Linked DNA regions of Homo sapiens: region 2 is linked to region 1. Evidence: read pairs that join two places in POLR2A ChIA-PET (ENCODE). Cell type or tissue: MCF 10A. All regions are shown on one strand. Each heading gives the region's core, and the rest is flanking DNA. Links, peaks and the distances in the headings are about the cores only.

Region 1 (10,312 bases), core at 2,381-7,380:
CCAGGGCTTGGCATGGCGCCTGGCCCAAGGACCTGGTTAATAAATATTTATTCACTAAATGGTAGCTAAGGGCTGGCTTCCTATGCCTCACGCCTTTCCTCTTGTGTAAGGAAATTTGCTGTCTCCTGTGCTGTGGCTGAAACTGTCTATCAGACCATGTCCCTGGAGGGCCCTTTGGCAGGACCTTGTAAGTTTCAAAAAAAAAAAAAAAAAAAAAAAACATACTCTTTAACCCAGTAATTCCTCTTCTAGGGAAGTTACCTTACAGAAATAACTGTACAAGGATACAAAAAGATATGGACAAGGATCTCCAACAAACCAGAATGGGGAATGTCTACCCTCAGGGGCTGGCCACAGGCCCCGTAGGTCAGCCAGATAACAGAATGTGACACAGCTGGAAAGAAGAATGTGGTGGCTGTTTATCCGCTGGCAGGAAAGGTGCCCAGGATGTATCAGCAGAAGAAAGGCAGGGGAAGAACAGTGTGCAGAGTATGCTCCCTTTTGTGTTTCAAACAGTGATATAGGTATATCAAAGCCTAAATAGGCCAGGTGCAGTGGCTCATGCCTGGAATCCCAGCACTTTGGGAGGCCGAGGCAGGCGGATCACTTGAGGTCAGGAGTTCGAGACCAGCCTGGCCAACATGGTGAAGCCTCGTCTCTACTAAAAATACAAAAATTAGCTTGGCATGGTGGTGGGCATCCGTAGTCCCAGCTACTCGGGGAGGCTGAGGCACAAGAATTGCTTGAACCCGGGAGGCAGAAGTTGCAGTGAACCGAGATCCCACCACTGTACTCCAGCCTGGGGGACAGAGCGAGACTCCATCTCAAAAAAAAAAAACAGCCTAAATATATTTTTTAAAACTCTAGAAAAATACACACCTGACTGTTAAACATACCAGACAAGGGAGAGACTGCAGAGATGGAGAAGAGGGAAGAGGATGGAGCCACTGGTGGACGGTAGGAATGGGGCAGGAAGCCTCATTTGATTTTTTTGGATCAGGTTCATAAACTACCAAGGCTCTTTCCTCTCATGGTCCCCTCCATATCCTTTCCTCGGGAGTCAAGGCACAAAGCTGCACAGCTTCTCAGGCCACAGGCCCTCATGTGTTGCAGGCTCCGGGAGGACAGTGAGAAGAAAAGGAGAGTCATCCATGCACTGAGGGGTTAGTACGTGCCCTGCACAAGACACATCCCGGGACACATTTAATCCCCAGATCAGGAAACTGAGGCTCAGAGAGGGGAGTGACTTGCTCAGTCACACTGCTGCTAAATGGGAGGATGAACCTTGCTCTGCCCGAACACAGAGCCTGTGTGACATGCATCCTGCCACGGGGCTGTGCTGTCCCTTCCTCAGGGCTCTCAAAGGCATCTTGCAGCTTCAACAAGCCCAGCCGGATCCCCAAGGTCCTCCCCCAACTGAGAATGGCCTGACCTGGGAGAAGTGGACTCCAATATGACCGACTGCCCGGCCCAGGACCCTGCTCAGGCAGCAGGGCTGGGACCATCAGGGGGGCAGTTCCCTCTCCCACACCAGGCACTAGGGGGGCTTGTGGGGTGCAAGGAGGCCCACCTGAGTATGAGTCGTGGCTCCATCTTCTGTGAGCTGTGAAATTTCAGCTCACCTCTCTCAGCTCATTTTCTCATTGGGAAAATGAGGCGAAAGCATCCCCTGTTTGCAAGGTGGCTTTGGTTTGTTTTTAAAACTTTTTACTGTAGAATAATCATAGATGCAAAGGTAGTACAGACAGTTCCCATACGCCCTTCACTGGGCTTCCCGTTATGTTAGCATCTTACATTTGTCAAAATGAAGAATTGAACATTAGTACAGTACCATGAACTTGGCTACGGACTTTATTTGGGCTTCACCAGTTTTCCCACAAACTCCAGATTTCTGTTCCAGGAACTGATCTGGGAGTCCACTTTGCATTTTCATCCTGGGTCCTTAGTCTCTTATCAGTGACAGTTCCTCGGTCTTTTGTGTTTTTCAAGGCCTTGCCATGTTTGAAGAGTACTGGCCAAGTATCCTATAGAATGTCCCCTGACCTGGGATTGTGAGTTTTCCTATGATTAGACTGAACTGTGGTTTTTTGGTACGATCCCATGGAGGCAAGATGCCTCCATGCATCCTATCAGGGGCTCACGATATGCACGTGGCTTATCACTGGTCATGCCAACCTTTCTCACTTGGTTCCTCACTGGCACTTGCCATATTTCCTCAGTAAAGGCCTTATTTTTCCTTCCCATTCTCTATTCTTTGAAATAGAGTTACTAAGTCCACACTCAAGAGAGGGGAATTAAACTCCACCACCTGGATGGGAGAATAGCTACATACACGTTGAGTATCCCAAATCTGAAAACCCAAAATCCTAAGTGCTCCAAAATTTGAAACGTTTTCAGTGCCAACATGTTGCTCAAAGGAAATGCTCACTGAAGCATTTTGGATTTCAGGTTTTTGGATGTGGGATGCTCAACTGATAAGTATAATGCAAATATTCTAAAATCTGATATCCAAAATCTGAGACACTTGTCCTAAGCATTTTGGATAAGAGATACTCAGCCTGTATATTATTTGGAATTCTTCTGAATGGATTTGTCTCTTCTCCCCCATTTATTGATATCAATTAGGACCCACAGAACTCTTTCTTAATTCTCTGGCTTCTAAGCCAATAATGTCATTATTTATTTTATTACTCAAACTGCTGCAGGCTGACTTTCAAGTTGGCTCCTAGGTCCTGCTGACACCAGGCACTCCAGGCTCCTCTATCTTTACCCTGCCTAGCCCTGAAATCAGCCATTTCTCCAAGGAGCCATGGTTCCTTTTATTGAAGAATGGTCTTTAGAACCCAAAGTCTGGATGAGATTGTGATTTTTTTTTTTAATGGATAAAAACATGCTTTGGTGGAAAACTCAAATCATTTTTAAGGTATAAAGAGAAAAGTAAATCTCCTTCCTACCCCTGGGCCCAATTCCTCTCCCAGGGGCAGCTACTGTTTTTTTTTAGATGGAGTCTCGCTCTTGTTGCCCAGGCTGAAGTGCAATGGTGTGATCTCGGCTCACTGCAACCTCCACCTCCCTGTTTCAAGCGATTCTCCTGCCTCAGCCTCCCGAGTAGATGGGACTACAGGCATGTACCACCATGCCTGGCTAATTTTGTATTTTTAATAGAGACGGGGTTTCAGCATGTTGGTCAGCCTGGTCTCGAACTCCTGATGTCAATTGATCCACCCGCCTTGGCCTCCCAAAGTGTTGGGATTACAGGCGTGAGCCACCGCGCCCAGCCTGGCAGCTACTCTTGACAATTTCTTTCATGTCCTTCCAGATGGTGCCTGTGCCTTGAGGGGTTACAGTGAGGATAGAGAGTAAGTGAGGAAATGCTTGAAGGGCCCCCGCAAGATGCTCAGCATTTCTTTCCTCCCTCCTGTCTTTCCTTCTTTCCTCCCTGGCCCAGATGATCTGCACAGAGAGAGCAGGCACAGGCAGTGGAGATGGGGCAGAGGGCATGGCCAGAGGTTGGCTACTCACTAATGGCCCCGGTGTACGTTGGCTGCGTAAGGTCCTTGGGCACCTTCCTGTAGATGTCAAACCTGTGGAGAGCAAATGGAACAGGAGTGAGGTGGGCACAAAGGGTGGGTCTCAAGGCAGCAGGCAGTGGTGCTGGCTTGTGTGACACATGGTTCAACAAACCATGGTTCTTCCCACAGTTTTTCTGCTCTTTCAGGACACTTTCTCCAAGATGCTTCTCTGATGGAACCCCTGCTCCCCACAACACCCTTAGATCACATCCCCTTGTCATCTCTTCTTCATAACATTTCTTTTTTTTTTTTAAACAGGGTCTCGCTCTGTCACCCAGGCTGGAGTGCAGTTGTGCAATCTTGGCTCACTGCAACCTCTGCCTCCCAGGTTCAAGTGAGTCTCGTGTCTCAGCCTCCCAAGTAGCTGGGACTACGGGCATGTGCCACCATGCCTGGCTAATTTTTGTATTTTTGGTAGAGACGGGGTTTTGCCATGTTGCCCAGGCTGGTCTCGAACTCCTAAGCTCAACCGATCTGCCCACCTTGGCCTCCCAAAGTGCTGGGATTACAGGCGTGAACCACCAGATGACCCTCCCACTCATCGGTGGGTCTTCCATCAGAGTGTAACTTCTGCGAGAGCAGGGGCCTAGTTAGGTTTTGTTCCCTGCCACGTTCCCAAACCCTAGCATGGGCCTGGTGCAGAGTAGGCACTGGATAATTATGGAATGTATGGAACCCCTGAATCGGGGGTGACTCTGACGCTAGAGGAAGCAAGGAAACGCACAGCCCTGCTCGAGTTATGTGACGATGCTGCATTCTTGCTCCACGTCACCTCTCCTCCCCCTCTTCCCTTTCCTGCCTCCTCCTGTTTCCACTCCGGCTGCACCCCCCAGCTCCTGCTGTCTGCCTCATGGAGACTCTTCTTAAGAATGCTAAGGCATGAGGTTAACAGAAAGTCCTGCCAGGAGCCCACGGTCTTAGCATCAGCTGGTGATGGCTCTGGTTCCTGTCTTGTGTGATTTCTTTCCCTCACAGAAGCAGACAGATGTCTTTCTTTCCTATGGATCCCACCAGAGCACAGGGAAATCGTGTGGTGTAGTGGGAGAATTCAGGGTTTTGGAAATCAGACAGACACAGGTTTAATTCTGGCTCTGCTTCAGCTATTTAAGAGTTAAGACCCTGGAATCAGACTACCCTGGTTCAAATCTCGGCTGGTCCTCTCGTTCACCATGTGACCTTCAGCAAACGACTTCACCTCTCGGAGCCTGTTTCCTCCTTTGTAAAAATGGGACCATTAGTACTAGACCCTGTGAGGCCACGGAAAGGAGTGAGGGAAAGAAGTGTCTGTAAAGGATGTGACGCAGAGAGCTCGCAGGGGAGGCTCCCCACACACTTGGCTTCGTTTCCTTCACTTGAACCTGCGTAGCAGACAGTTCTCCCACAGCAGAGTTTGATCGACAGAACCCTCCTTAGTCCACACGGCATCCCAGCTCTCAGACAGAACTTGACTTGCTGGAGAGGCCGGCGGCTCCAGCCCTTGGGGGTGACAGGCTGGTGTGCGGTTCCTCTTTGGTGATTGGGAAACAAGAGTATGCCCAGCTAAACCCGACGCAATGCCTTGGAAACCTTGCGTAAGGGCCGATGCTTGAATCAGTGTGCTCACCCTAATTACACGTGAAACATGCTCAGTTTCCTAAGACCTCAGGGGAGAAAAATTCCTGCGGGCTGCCAAGTTCAAAGGTACCACTTTCTCTGCCGCCTGCTTAGCTCCCAGTCACCTGTGCTTGTGCCCCTGAGGGTACTAGAAGCTGGGGCTGGGGTGTGGTCGGGAGGTTGGGGGTCTCTGCAACTCACCTGTCCATATTTACTCATATCCCTTAGTCAGAAAGTGGGGGCCGCTTTAACACTGAGAGGTGTGTGAGAGGTAAGAGCATGTGCTGTGGAATCAGATGCCTGGGCTCAACTATGACCACTACTGTACCACCCTGGGACCGTCACTTAACCTCTCTGTGCCTCAGTTTCTTTGTCTATAAAGTGGGGGCAACAACAGTAACTATCTCACAGCATGGTGGTGAGGCTCAAATGACTGAGCACATATAAAGTACTTAGGCAGAGCCTGGCACCCCAGAAATGCCACGTGGATATTTGTGGTTACTATTATTATTAACGCTTGTTTGACAAACATTTACGCAGTGCCTACTAACACACCCCCTCTTTTAGGCCCTTAGGCAAGGAGATAAAAATCAACCCTTGGCCCAGTGAGTTTGTAGTTTAGCGGTAGAGGCAAAGAAAGGGAAGGAGAAGGTAGTGGCATCCTCATCACGAGGTGCTGGATTAACTCAGGAGGGGGTACCTGACTTGGCCTGGGGTCCTCGGTGAAGCTTCCTACAGGGGGTGATGTGTGCACAGAGCAGGAGGGGGAGAAGATGGATGGGTGGAGGGAAAGAGCAGCCCAGGCAAGGAGAGGAGCAGAAGCAAAGACAGAGTAGGACCGAATCTGGGAAGCTGGGCGCTGTCCTCTCTCCGGCACAGGGTACAGCCCGATGTGCAGGGAGAGGAGGACGGAAAACTGGGGCGGGGCTGGAGGAGAGGGTCCTGAGGGCCAGGCTGTGGCTAGGGAGTCTCACACCAAGTGTCGATGGGGGCCGGCGGGCGGTCTACTGTGGGAGACTGTGAGAGGTCAGCAAATTTGGGAGGTAGGGGTGGGGAGAGGGAATGGAGAGAAAACAAACCAGCAGGCGGCCATCACCGAGCCCCAGCTGACACCTGCCAGGTAGAGATGCGGGCTCAGGAGGCCAGACCTTCTGAGTGTCCAAGAGAAGCCAAAAATGTGGAATTTTACATGGAAGTTCACCATTCTCAAATGCTGGGCCAACACTCTACAGGACAAATGAGACGCGTCTGCAGATGACATGAGGCCTGGGGCCTAGGCGGTGACCATTTGAGCGGAGAGGCCTTGCGGAGCTGGAAGAGGATGTGGTCCGCCTCGTGTCATAGGAAGGCCAGCCTGGGCCAGTGGGGAGGGCATGTGGGTTCTCCTAAGACTGGAGAAATGAGCAGCAGGAAAGGGCTGCAGCGGGAGGGGTCTCGTCCTCACTCCACCCCAACTTCGTGTTAGACCTTCAGAAAATCCCTGGCCCTTGCTGGGCCTCAGCTTCTCTGAGTATGAAATGAGGGGGTGCACAGGGGATCTAAAAGTTCCCATGCAGATTAAAGCATGACAGCCGTGTCCTGGGGCTCGATACCCCAGGTGGCTAACAGCCCAGCTTTTGTCCAGGTCACCATCAGGGACCGACAAGCAGAAACTGGGCCTCGCAGTTTAAAAAAATACAGAAACTGCTGTACACGATGGCTCTTGCCTGTAATCCCAGCACTTTGGGAGGCTGAGGTGGGAGGACTGCTTGAGAATAGGAGTTTGCGACCAGCCTGGGCAGCATAGAGAGACCTCATCTCCACAAAAAAAAATGAACAAAATTAGCTGGGCATGGTGGTGTGCGCCTGTAGTCCCAGCTAGTCAGGAGGCTGAGGTGGGAGGATCACTTGAGCCTGGGAGGTTGAGGCTGCAGTGAGCTAAGATGGTGCCAATGTACTCCAGCCTGGGTCACACAGTGAGACCCTATCTCAAAAATATACATAAAATAAAAATTAAAAAATAAAAAATATAAGAACCATTGTTTCAAAACTGGAAGTCAGAGGCTGCTCTGGGTGAGGAGGCAGCAGTGGCTCGGGGCAGAGTGTCTAAGTTCAGTCAGGGTGAGGAAGAGAGAGATAGGAGATTGTTACATACAGAGAGACTGGTCAAACATGTACATGTACAAGGATAGTGGGGCCAGGTGCCTCACTGTCAGGGAAGGGAGGTGAAAACATGGTATTATAGTGGTAATGGAAATATCAGTATGAATTAATCATTTTCAATATACCCAAACACTGAAATATGCACATGTATATATACGTATCATATATACATACATTTCCTAGCTCTTTCCATAGAGAAGATCCAGCAACAGCAACAGCCCAATAGCAGTGAGTGTAACGAGCACCCAAACCTTGGCTTCTAATCACTATTCTCTACTTAAAGCAGTCAGAGCTCCTTGGAATGGCTGATTCTAGGCTGGGCAGGAAAAATACAAGATGGGCCTGGAGCACCTTCTTATGTCAGAAACCAAGAAAGTGTTCAAAGAATGAAAAGGACATGTCAAAAGGACAAGAAGAGGCCAGACACAGTCAGTGGCTCATGCTTGTAATTCCAGCAGTTTGGGAGGCCCAGGTGGGGGGATCGCTTGAGGCCAGGAGTTCAAGAAAAGCCTGGGCAACATAACAAGACCTCATCTCTACAAACAACAACAACAAAAAACAACAACAAAAGTTGGGCGTGGTGGTGTGTGCCTATAGTCCTAGCTACTCAAGAGGCTGAGGTGGGAGGATCATTTGAATCCAGGAGTTTAATGCTATGGTGAGCCTTGCACTCCAGCCTGGGCTACAGGGTGAGGCCCTGTCTTTAAAAAAAAAAAAAAAAAAAAAAAAAACTTGGGGTTCCCACTGGCCGAAGAATAGACAATGTGAGCATCAAAATAAATAACAATCATCACAGATTATAAGCCATTGGATAAAACAGAAAGGATAAAACATACATAGAAATAAAGAAATGAACAAATCAAAACTTTGATAAAGACAGGATATTGACATACCTTCAAAGCACTTCCCCCAGAAAACGCTTATTAATTACAAAATGGAAAGAGTAACTGTGCAGTGGAGAAATTTGGCAGACATCGTCTTTTTGATGGGGGCTGGAGGGACAGGGTCTCACTGTGACCCAGGCTGGAGTGCAGTGATGTGATGACTCACTGCAGCCTCAACCTCCCAAGGCTCAGGCGATCCTCCCACCTCAGCCTCCCGAGTAGCTGGGACTACAGGGATGCACCATCATGCCTGGCTAATTTTTTAATTTTTTTGTAGGGATGGGGTTTTGCCATGTTGCCCAGGCTGGTCTTCAACTACAGGGCTCAAGCGATCTGCCCGCCTCGGCCTCCCAAAGTATTGGGATTACAGGCATGAGCCACTGTGCCTGGCCCAGGCATCATCTTAACCAGGTGAAGACAGTGGGCACCGGAAGCATGGAGACACATCGGCACCCTGTGCCTCCTGATATGCCGCACTGAGGAGGGCACAGCACCACTTCTGGGGGATCCTGCCTAAAAGGTACAGCTTCAATCTAACAATGAGAGAACATCAAACAAATCCAAAGTGAGGGGCAGTCTACAAAAAAACAAAACAAAACAAAACAAAAACTGGCTGGCATTTGTCAAGAGCACTCAGGTCATAAAGCACAAGAAAAGATGGGGAAACTGTCACAGATTGAAGGAGACTAAAGAGACATGACAACTAAATCCAATGAGATCCTGGATCAGAAAAAGGCCATCAGGGGACACCTGAAGAAAGTTGAGTACGATCTGCAGATTGGCCGGCAGCACTGTCTAATGGATTTTCCTGCTCTTAATCATGGTATTGTGATTATGTAAGATGTTAACATCTGGGGATGCTTGGGTAAAGGGCATACAGGAACTCTGTACTATTTTTGCAGTTTGGCGGAAAAGTCTGAAATTATTTCAAAACAAAAAGTTAAAAAAGTATTTCAAATGGAAATTTAAAAAAACATGAAAGACAGAGATGCCACTTAATCACACTTAGAGCATGCCTATAATCCCAGTTACTCAGGAGGCTGAGGTGGGAGAATCACTTGAGACCAGAAGATTGAGGCTACAGTGAGCTATGACGACTCCACTGTACTCCAGCCTGAGCAAAAGAGTGAGACCACCATCTCTAATAGTAATCATCATCATCATCATCACCACCACCCCACTTAGCCTGTTGTCTTCACATATGGCTGGTCCTTGTAGGCACCTGAATTTGAGGTGCTGAATTTTAGGTGCTGGTTTAACCCTGACTCCTGGGTGTCAGGCAGAGTAAGTCTTTGCTGGGCATGGGGACAGGGGTAGGGAGGCAGGCTGGGCGATGATGACGCTCTAAGAGGGAGGTGAGATTTGGACCAAAGCTACAGAAGGCAATCAAAGGAAAGAGTAAATGATGCTTAACCATAATCACTTCCATTCTATGCTGGGCACTTTGACATACATATTTGCATGTATTTCTCACAAAACCCTGGAAAATACTGATATCTCATTTTTCCAGGGAGAAAATGGAAGCTCAGAGTCACCAAGCCAGTGAGTGGCAGAGCTAGGATTCAAACCCAAGTCTGAGTCCACAGGGCATGGTCCTTCCACTGCCCGTACTCTGGGAATCACCAGTTTAGAGCTCATTTTTTGGTAAATCAGATGAAGGTCTCATGGTTTTGCTCATCTGCTTTTCCAAGGATGCTGCCCCAGAGCAGATGAGAGTCACCTGGAAGACAGGGACCAGTTCAAAATTCATTAATTCATTCAACAGCCATTTGCTAAGCACCTAATATACCAGGCAGTGTTCTAGACAGTGGGGAAATGAAAGTGATCAAGGCAGACACCACCCCATGAAGCTGCCAATCTAGCAAAGCTTCTGGCTCCTTGGGAGTGGCCACCTCAACACTACGTACTGTAATACTGACTCCATTCCCACGCCACAGAGCCACGCTGGGCAGCAGTGGTGGGGTAAAGGGAGAGCTCAAAAAGACCCTAGTTTCAGAACTGACCACAAGCCAAGTGAGTCAGCATGAATGTCACTAAGAAAATGGGTTATCAGGAGGCTGGTGAGAACCCCAGGCATGTGACAGACCAGGAAGTGAGCCGTCCTCCCTGGCTGACATTAGT
Region 2 (10,312 bases), core at 2,608-7,607, 92 kb after region 1:
GCTGGCTCAACCTTCGGGTTCTGTCCGGGGAAGGGAACAGAACATTCGGCCCCAGGCAGGAAAGACGTTGCACAGGCCCCTGAGAAGCGAGCCCTGGCCTGTCCCACTCCACTGCCTCTCTTTGTTTGTAGCTCACTTCTCTCCTCCCTCTGACCCTGAGGCTGCCCTCATCCTGGAAGATGATGGGGCTGTCCCGAGGAATATAGGCTTAGAGCTGGGGGCAAATTGATGGACGATCTAACAGTACCAATGTGCTGGACCCACGCTCAATCACTTAACTGAGCACTTACTCTGTGTCTGTTCCTATGCTAAATGAAAAGGTTGAATTTCACTTACTCTAAAGAAACACCCAACTATTTCCCAAATACTCTGTTCTTTGATGCCGCTCGGCCTTCACATGGGTTGTTCTTGTTTCAAATGCCTTTCCTGGTAAGTACTCAACCTTCAGCACCCAGCTCCTCTATCACCTCCTCTCAAAAGCCTTCCCCAGCTCACCCAAGACAGTAAAACCACAGTCTTTCCTGGGACCCCCAACATTTAGGCTTGCGCGTCTGTCTCGCACTGCGCCGTGGCACCTCCAAAGCCCAGGCTGGGCTCCATTCTTCTCTTGATCCTGGGGGTCCTTCTCCATGCCCAGCACACAACAGGGGCACTGCAGATGTTGGCTCCTCCCTTCCCAGTCCCTGGCCACTTCCTTTCCATCTCTGTATGCCCCTCGTCCCTTTGTCTGTGTATCATATTTTTGTTTTCATTCTAAGAACAATGCTCATCCTGTTATAGTTATTTGTTAATGTAAGTGGAATGACACAAATGAATCAATGACATTTGTCATTGTCTGGCAGGACACCACACAGGAGGTGTTCAATTATTTGCCTAATAGAATCCATGGTCACCTCCAGCAAGAAATCATCAGAATAGGTAGAGAAGGAGAGGATGAGGCCAGGACAAGGAGGAGAACAGAAGGTGCTGGAACTAACATTTTCTGACCTATGTGTGTCAGGCGTGTTTCATTTATTTCTCACCATAATCCTATTATGATCACCCTTCTTATGGATGGAAAATGAAGGCACAGAGAGGTGAGGTGACTTGCCCAATATCACACAGCAAGTGAGTGGCAGAGCTGGGGTTTGAGCCCCGTCTACCAAGCCCCACCCGTTGGACAGGGAAGGTGGAGTGTGCCTGTCGCAGAAGAGTGCGCAGAGAAGCAAGGAGAGACTGCAAGACACTGCAGGGAGAATGAATGGGTCAGACCCAGACCCCGGGCTGCACAGTCCCTGCCTTCCAGATGTTCTCTGTCATGGCTCCCCGGACAGATGCCCCCTGGCCCGTAGAACCGCCCCAGACTCCTCCAACACACTTAACCACTTTCCGTGGAGACCACTGTGCTTTTCAAGGAGCTTTTTTCTAATATTGACCCCAACCTATACAGTTCCCTTTCACTCCCTGGACCAGGGTTTGGGTTACCTTAACCCCTCAGGATTGCACAACGCCCACTGAAGGCTTCAGGAACCCACAACTTCTCAATAATGCTGAACTGGGTGAAATTTCCCAGTAGCCACCTCCTCCGCCTGACTAATGCTTCTTAGCTTGGCAATGCAATGTCCTATTTTTAAGGAACCCAGTCATTTGGTTTAGATTCTTTATTTGTTTTATTTTAATGACCTTCTGAATCATTCATTTTTCTACTTTTGAACTGATTCACTCTTCGCCACTTCCTTGTATAGAAATCCAACCCCTCCTTTAGGGCTCAGCACCAACACCCACCTTCTCCCGAAAATTATCCTCATACCATCCTCTCTCCAGGAAGAAGTATTCCCTCCCTCTCCCATTTCTGTGCCATTCATCTGGTATTTATTATATTGTCATGGTCATTATCATAATGATAATAATAATAATAATAATGATATGCCAGCTACTTGGGTCATTGCTTTTCATTTTTATCATGACCCCAGGAAGAAAGTGATTATTATTTACATTTTACAGAAAATGAAACTAAGCCTCAGGGAGTTTATACCTTTTGCTCAAGGTCACACAAAGTAAGTGATGCAGCTGAGGTGCTAGCCAGCTGAGCCCAACTCTGAAGCGAGTGTCTTGAAAGGCAGCTGTTTGCATGGGGTGCCTGGTACTGTGATGGGGGCTTGGGATGATTGCGCTTGGGGCTGTGATTTTGGTTTTGATGTCTGTCAACCCCCGCTGGAGACTATGAGCTCCACGAAGTGTTCTGTTTCCTGTTGCACTGTAAGTAATCAATATCTGGGAGCAAATAGCTGATGTTCCATAGACATCGACCCATGGCTGGAGGACTTCCTGTCCTTTCTATAGTGTTAGCAGCTTGAAGCCTTACACAGTTTTGCATTTCTTACAACATCAAGTGCTGGGTAGCAATCTTGATCAATGCTCATTGAATGAAGGAAGTAAGGGACAGGCATGGGCTTGGGGGCTTCCAGTGAGCTTATTTTCTAGCTGAAAACATTCGGTAGGAAATTTTCTAGAATGATCTCTATAGCTCAGGATGAATACTGTCAGATAAGACCTCCTCATCACTTTTTTCAAGTTAAAGTAACAGAATTTATAGACTAAGGGTTCAGTTGAGTTTAGGCAACACACATTTATGGATGTCTACTGTGGGCCAGACGCTTCACTCAAAGACAGCTGTGTGAGCAACCAGCCAGGCAGAGGGCCTTTGGGTGTCCACCCTCGCTCTCACTCCTTCTGGGAGGCAAGCTCCCTAGTGCCCTGAAAACAGGCAGAGTTGGAACCTTGGAAACTGGGGGAGAGAGGGGATAATAGCCATGTCTGGTCAAAGAAGACCAAGCAGTAAAGATCTCAACCTCGTCTGGGCACGGTGGCTCACGCCTGTAATCCCAGCACTTTGGGAAGCTGAGGTGGGCGGATCACAAGGTCAGGAGTTCGAGTCCAGCCTGGCCAACATGGTGAAACCCCATCTCTACTAAAAATACAAAAATTAGCCAGGCATGGTGGTGCACGCCTGTAGTCCAGCTACTCGGGAGGCTGAGGCGGGAGAATTGCTTGAACCCGGGAGGTGGAGGTTGCGGTGAGCCAAGATGGCACCACTGTACTCCAGCCTGGGTGACAGAGCAAGACTCCGTCTCAAAAAAAAAAAAAAAAAACAAAAAACTCAACCTCCCAAAGGCCCCTGAGAAAGGAAACCAAGCAGCAGTGGGAGACCTGGAGGCTGGCTCATCTCTCGTGGGGCATGAAGAGGGCGGGCCTTGGCCACCAAGGGGCCACAGAAGAACTGGATGAGGTGGAAGAGGTCTAGGAAGGATAATAAAAATGAGAGGCCAGTTGGAGGTGGCACATGGAGACAAAGAGGTCCCCTTATCCTTCAATTTCATGCTTTTCTCCTCAAATTCTGTCTTGTCTGCCATCCATATTGCTAGCCCTGCTTTCTTTGTGTTTGTGTTTTCCTGATACTCCTGTGCCCAGCCTTTCACATGTAACCACGAAGGGATACTTTGTCTCTGGTAGGGCTTCTGTTACCAGCATCTCATTGGCTTTTTGGTTTTAGGGCCCAAATCACAAGCTTCACCTTTTGATAGGAGTGGTCTCTCGGGGAAGCAGAGAGCCCAGTGGTTAAACCTGGCCTCTTGGAGCCAAGCTGCCTGGGCTGGACGGTCACCTGACAATCTGCTGACATCTATGGGGCCTCTCCTGTTTCCACCCTAAGGACAAGGGAGAGCATCCCCCCTTGGCAGGCCACGTGACAAGAACATTCCATTGGCATGCAAGGGACCCCCACATTTGGGGTGAGCGATTGGCCCTTTTTAACTCAAGAGCATCTTGACTGCTGGATTTGGCCAGAAGGGCAGGGATCCCTGCCCTGCTTCTTCTCGCGTGCAAGGATGAGACTCTGACATGCTGATGAAGTAATAGTAGTAATAGTACTAGCAGCAAACACTTACTTGGAGTTCACTGTGGGCCCAGCACTGTGCCAAGGCCTTCCCCATTTCATCTCGTTTGCATTTCTCTATATCGGGATTAAGAGCATGCGCTCTGAAGACAGACAGCCTAGGTGTGAATTTCAGCCATGCCACTTACTGGTTCGGGCAAGTTACTTTACTTCTCTGGGCCTCAGTTTCCTCACCTATAAAATGGGGTGAATAATAACACCTGATAATAGATCCTTTACACACAGTAAATGGCATATAAATATTACTATTCTATTTCAAAAAATCTAATATCAGCTTCCTCTTTCCTCGGCTTGTGAAAGGTAAATATTTAAAAGAGAAAGCTGATAGAGGGAACGGTTCATTTTTCAGAGCTTCAGGCAAAAGGGAAGGGACTTTTGCAAGAAGGAAGACATCAGAGTGGATCATTGTGGCCTGCATTTCCAAATGGGGAAAGAGAGGCTCAGAGAGGGTGAGTTAGTTGACCGAAATCACACAGCCAACAAGCAGTCGAGAAGGATTTGAACTCAGGCCTATCTGATGTCATAGCTCATGTCCTTGATTCCGACGCTATATAGCCAGTCCTGGTGGTCATGGAAAGATCAGGCTCCTGGCCCCACATTGAAAATGGAAATATGAGTCACCAGCCATCCCTAGGGGAAGCTAGGGAGTGAAAAGAGCTCAACTATGGGGCAGAATGTTCCGCCAGATGCTGGGGAGTGGCTGCCAGCACCACTCAGTCTCCTTCACGCCAAGGAAAGGGAGGAGGAGACAGCATGGAGGAACAGGGGTCGCAATCCATCGGAGCGCAGCCTGGAATGGGGCCACGACTTGGTGGGTGACGTCAGGCTCACACATCTGGCCTCTGGAATGCTGAAGCCTTGGAGGATGGGCCCAAGTTTCTGCTTCTCCATGCAGCAGGTTCCTCCTCTGAAATAACCCAGGCTGCTTTGTCGAGAAAAATCTCTGACTTTCTAGGCTCTCCTAGACAAACACAGATGATGATGTGTGAAATGTGCCTTCAGTGCCTGCTGATGAAGAGTAGGTCTCTGTAGAGAAAACATCAAAAGAAGAAAGGTTCGGGGTCAGCCAGCTCTGGGATGGATTCCTGGCTGTGTGAGCCAGGCCAGTGCTTTGGTTTTCTTTTCTTTTCTTTTTTTTCTTTTCTTCTTTTCTTTTTTCTTTCCTTTTCTTTCTTTCTTTTTTTTTTTTTTTTTTTTTGAGGGGGTAGTTTTGCTCTTTTTGCCCAGGCTGGAGTGCAATGGTGCAGTCTCAGCTCACTGCAACCTCCACCTCTTGGGTTCAAGCGATTCTCCTGCCTTGGCCTCCCAAGTAGCTGGGATTACAGGTGCCTACCACCATGCCCTGCTAATTTTGTATTTTTAGTAGAGACAGGGTTTCACCATGTTGGCCAGGCTGGTCTCGAACTCCTGACCTCAGGTGATAAGCCCACCTTGGCCTTCCAAAGTGCTGGGATTACAGGGGTGAGTCACTGCGCCCAGCCACCTTTGTTTTCTTGTCTGTGGAATGAGGCTCCTCTTCCTCTTATGCAGGGTCTGGAGAAGAGATGGCATGTAGAACACCTGGCACCAGCTGGATGTCCTGTCAATGCTTGCTGACTCCCTGTCTGAATCCATGGGCAAATGAGTGGGTGTGTTGTATGGCGTCCCAAAGCACTAGTGTGCCTAGGTAGGGGGCTACCACCTTGCTGACCGGCCTTGTTCGAGGCATCGTGCCTGACCTTCCTCTTCTGGGTCCAGTTACCACTTTGCTCCAAGGAGAACAAGGTCTTTTCTGGCCTTTTGAATGAGGAGAAGCTCAACCTTTTTGCTCCTGTTCATGACCATTGATGGGGCCTCACCTAAGATTTGATGCTTGCAGTGGTTCTACCCGGGAAAGTTCGGGACTGGCCGGTGTGACTTAATGAGATCAGTGATTCATTTTGGTCCCAAAAGGAACAAAAGCCCAGGTCTTCCCAAGGCCCCTCTGCTCTAGCTGGCCTGGTCCCTCCGTCAGGGAATGAGTCACCATCTTTCTCATGGGTGCTCCTATTTTCACTTTGCCTGGGCCTCCAGAAAGCAAACAGCAGCTTCCTCTTTTCTTTGCTCTTAGGGGTAAAAGGCAAGTATAATAGAGGCCTGAAAAGAGCAAGTAAGTCGGCCTTCCGTGGCGGCTGCTGGAAGGAAAAGGCTTCTCCGTGAGGGACCTTTGAACCAGAGCTGCGTCTCTCATGCGACCTTTTCCTCTGCCTGGCTGGAGGCAGGGCCTGCAGGCTGAAGTCCAAAATCCTTACCCAAAAGTGGAAAAACAACCCACCCTCTCCAGTCTGCTGGAATTTTAAAAAGCGTCCTTGATAATATTATTTGCCTGGGGCACCACCGAATGATTCCCTGCTTGGATAAACCATTCGACCTCAATTTCCTCATCTGCAAAATGAAGCTCCTCATCCCGAGCCAGGAAATTGTCACAGGCCACAAAGAAGATAACGTGGGTGCATCACGGAGCAGGTGGCCCAGGTGGGAAGAAGCCCCTGCTTGAGCTTCAGGGAGGAAGGAGCAGTGGAGACGGTGTGACCTTCCATGGTCTGTGCCTTTCTTCCCTAGAGCTCAAGTTTATCTGGAGGTCAGACCTCTGGCCAAAGGCTAGACCCTTAGTTACCTGGAGTCCACTGTAGGCCCAGAGTAACTGAACAGGAATTCTGAGGAGGAACTGGGAGTCACAAAGCCCAGGTCACATTTCTTTGAAGCCTCAGCTGAGACCATTGGCATCAAAGAAGATAGAGAGTAGAGGCAGAATGTCCTCAGAGGCCACCATCTCAAACAGTGGGATGAGGGCTGAGTCACTTCCCCTCTCTGGGCAGCGGGTTTTGGTTTTTCTTTAATCAATGAATGGGAGATGAAAATTCCTCCTTCACAGAGCAGTGGGATTTGGGCATGGTTTGGTGATTACGTCCAAATTGGCAGAATGAGGGCATCTCATCATGTGGAACCTGCTTTGCTCATCCTTATGGTTGGGATGATCATAATTCCTCCCCAGAAGGGATCTGTGATGATTGAATGAGACGCTCCTGCCACGCGCTTATGGCTGGTGGATCCGAGCATGCAGTAACTGATAGCTACCATGATACAAACCACCAAGTTTAGTCTCTGGCATAAAACAGGTGTTCAATAAATGCTCGCTACTGTTGAGGACAACGATGCTACTAACAGAAGACGCAAAAATAGAATAACGGAGTCTGTGCCATCAAAGAGGCAGTGGAGATCACAATCTTATTTTAGATCATCTGCTACCTTACCACGAGAATGTGGAGGCCCCAAGGGGAGAGATGCCCAGCCTGAGGCTGCCACAAACCACAGGCAGAGCCAGGATAGAAGCCCTGCTCCACTGCCCAGGGCTCTTGGCTGACCCCACTTCACCCAGCACTCTGGGGCCATTTAGAGTAAGGACGCTCATGGGCCTCAGTGCCCCCACCCCCAGGAATTGCTGGGTGACAGCCCAGGGCAGGAATGAAGGGGCTTCAGACGGACTGGAGTCATCTGGAAAGATCCAGAGGGAATTAGCAGTAGCAGCAGAGGCCAGATGCAATGGCTTATGCCTGTAATCCCAGCACTTTGGGAGCCCAAGATGGGAGGATTGCTTGAGGCCAGGATCATCCTGGGCAACATAGTGAGAACCTGTCTGTGCAAAAGACCAAAAAAAAACCAAAAAAATTAGCCAGGCATGGTGGTGCACACCTGTAGTCCCAGCTACTTGGGAGGCTGAGACAGGAGGATTGCTTGAGCCGAGAAGTTTAAGGATGGAGTGAGCTAGGATTGCCACTGCACTCCAGCCTTGGTGACAAGAGCAAGGCCCTGTCTAATAAATAAATAAATAAAAATGTAAAAACCAGCAGCAGCAGGGAAGAGCTGACACCGTTTAGAAAGCTCTGCTCCAGTGAGTCACGGTGACAGCTCCTCTTTGGAAGCAGTGCAGCTCTCTGGGACCCCACATGCATATACAGGCATGTGCATGGCTTGGAGACAACGATGGTGGAGGGCAACAATGGCCACCATTGGGTGAGTGCTGACTGTACTCCGGGCCATGCCAAGTGCATATATCTCACTAATCCTCATGGCAACCCTAAGGGGTCAGCACTCCAGGACCCAGCAAACTGAAGCACAGAGAGGCTAAGGCACTTTCCCAAGGCCCCACAGTTGGTCCCTGGTAGAGCTGGGATTTAAACCTGGACAGTGTGGCCCAAAGCCTGTGACCCTCCACATCAGCCTGCTACCCTAATAAATCTGCTACCCTAATAAATCACGCCTGTGTCACCCTCCTCACCGATTCACATGGTTTCCACCTCTGTGACCTCACGGTCTCCTGGTGGGCAGCCCCGTGAGGCTCCAAGGGTCCTACCCCTGTGCCCAGCACCAAGTAGGGTCTCACTTGCGCAGCGGGTATTTCCAAGCCCTACCACATGCCAGGGCCTGAACCAGGGAAGATCAGCTTGGTGCTGGTGATCATGGGGCAGAAATCAACCTGTCCACAGTCTGTCCCCTCTTGGGCACTGGAGGTGGGCAGGGTGGCCTCAGTTGGAGTGCCCAGCCAAGTGAGGGGCATGGCTGGGGTCAAGAGCTGGGCATCCTGGTCCCTGCCGAGTGCCTGCTGGGCACCTTGGCCAGTCCCTGCCCCTCACTGGGCCTTGCTTTTCCCTATCAGAATGAAGAAGCTGGGTGTGGGTGGGGGTGGTCCTGGCAGGCTCTTTGAGCTGGCCAAGGCAGTGGGGGTAGGACCCGCCTGAGGCCCCCGACCTGGCTGGCATCAGCCTTAGGCTCTGGTCTGAGAATCCAGCTGGCAGCCCTCAGCGGGTTCTTCTGGGCCAGAGCAGGCAGCCTGCTCCCAGGCTGGCCCCACCCGAGTCTCAGGCTGTGTCTCACATCCTTGGTTGGCCCCATCACATGCTGGCTCACAAGGTGATATCAAATATCCCTGAGTCCCTCCTCTGAGCTGAGGCCCTCACACCTCCGTCCTGACCTGGGAAAGTTCTCCTTCTGTCTGTGAACTCAGGAAGTTCAATAGCAGCAAAACATCTCCCAAGACACTGGGTCTGCTCTTCAAAGTCCCTTTGCAGACAGCTCCCCATTTCCAATTAGTAATGGCAGGTACCATTTATCAAGCGTCGCAGGTGTGAGGGGACTTTATATGCACCTCTTACCCTTGAACCTTCATAATCCCCTTTGTGGTACTATTATTATGATTGTATTTTACAGATGAGGAGACAGAGGTTCCAAGAGGCAGAAGCAATCAAGCAGTAACAGAGTGGAGAAGTGAGAGAGCTGGCAAACAGTGGGGGTGGGGGATGGAGGGGAGTCCTCACTCCAGAGCCCAGGGAATTTCCTTCCTATGTCTGCACTGCTGCTCTCTTGCCATTCAGAGTACCGACTCTGCACCAGGCATCCTGCTAGGTGTTGGTGCTGGGATGCACAGTGAATGGGCCAGGCCTGACCCCTGCATGAGCCACAGTCTACCAGAAGCCCCTAAAGTGCTGAGAATACTCATCAGAGGCCAAATGAGACTTCTTTTTGCCTCTACTCAGCTACCCCCCGCTCTACCACCTGCCAGCTGCGTGACCCTGGACAATTACCTTCCCTCTCTGTGCTTTAGTCCCATGAAAATGAAAAAATGGCAGAAATACTAATTTCTACCTCACTGGGTGATTGCAAGGAATGAATAGGAAATGCACGTCAATCAGTAATGCCAGTGCCTGGCCCAGAGAAGGTGCTTGGTGTCCCATCTAGGTCTGTCTTCGTTCCATCTGCAAGCATGCTTTACCAGGCTGTTGTCATCGCCAAACTCCATTTGAAGCTGAAGAGGCTCTGAGGGGTGAAGTGGTCCATTTAAGGCATAGGCTAAGAGGTGAAGCTGAAACAGAGCCCTCCAGGGTCCCGGATGCATGCTCTCTTTCCCTGGAACCCCTGGGCACCTGTACACCTCTGACCCTTCCCCTCTGGGTTCTGAGTCGCCTCGGAAGGAGTGGGAGGTGAGGGGTTAAGCAGGCTGCTTGGCACTGCAGCAGAAATCTCAGGAAGTACTGGGCTGAGAGTACTTCTAAGAAAGAGGGAGGCAGAAAAGGACATACTCATCCTGGCCTCAGTGGGCAGAGGTCAGCCTGGCTCCCGGCCCAGAGGCTTGCCCTCGAGGGGCCCCCGGCCTCCAGCCCAGCTTGGCTCAGCATACAAATGAAGTATTTGATGCCCCATGGTGGACCTCCTCCTTCCAGATTCTTCTTCAGGCCTGCCTCTCCTGGCCTTCCTGGGTAGATGCCCACAGCTGAGGCCTGGGGCGAGATGACCAGGGCTGGGAAGAAAGCCCTCAGCCCCCTCCACCATTCAGGCACTCTGAAAGCACTGTGAGGCCTGCAC

Evidence for each region. Peaks named below come from ENCODE experiments on the same cell type or tissue, not always from the same donor. Only the 100,000 strongest peaks of a DNase experiment are listed, where the experiment ranks them.
Region 2: POLR2A ChIA-PET joins it to region 1 with 5 read pairs; 8 of 35 experiments call an interaction of 5 or more read pairs at or near these places.

Annotation. Positions count from the first base shown.
Region 1 is chr5:172,881,971-172,892,282 of GRCh38, reverse strand. ERGIC1 (endoplasmic reticulum-golgi intermediate compartment 1) reads right to left here. Exons shown (of 10, transcript NM_001031711.3): 2 at 3,523-3,584. Among named protein-coding and RNA genes, the nearest start is that of MIR10523, 28 kb to the left of the region's middle. RefSeq lists an enhancer at 9,923-10,012. In MCF 10A, for the core only: no CTCF peak of the experiment used is centred there; a DNase peak (open chromatin) is centred at 5,132.
Region 2 is chr5:172,789,897-172,800,208 of GRCh38, reverse strand. No RefSeq gene overlaps it. Among named protein-coding and RNA genes, the nearest start is that of DUSP1, 24 kb to the right of the region's middle. In MCF 10A, for the core only: no CTCF peak of the experiment used is centred there; DNase peaks (open chromatin) are centred at 4,618 and 5,918.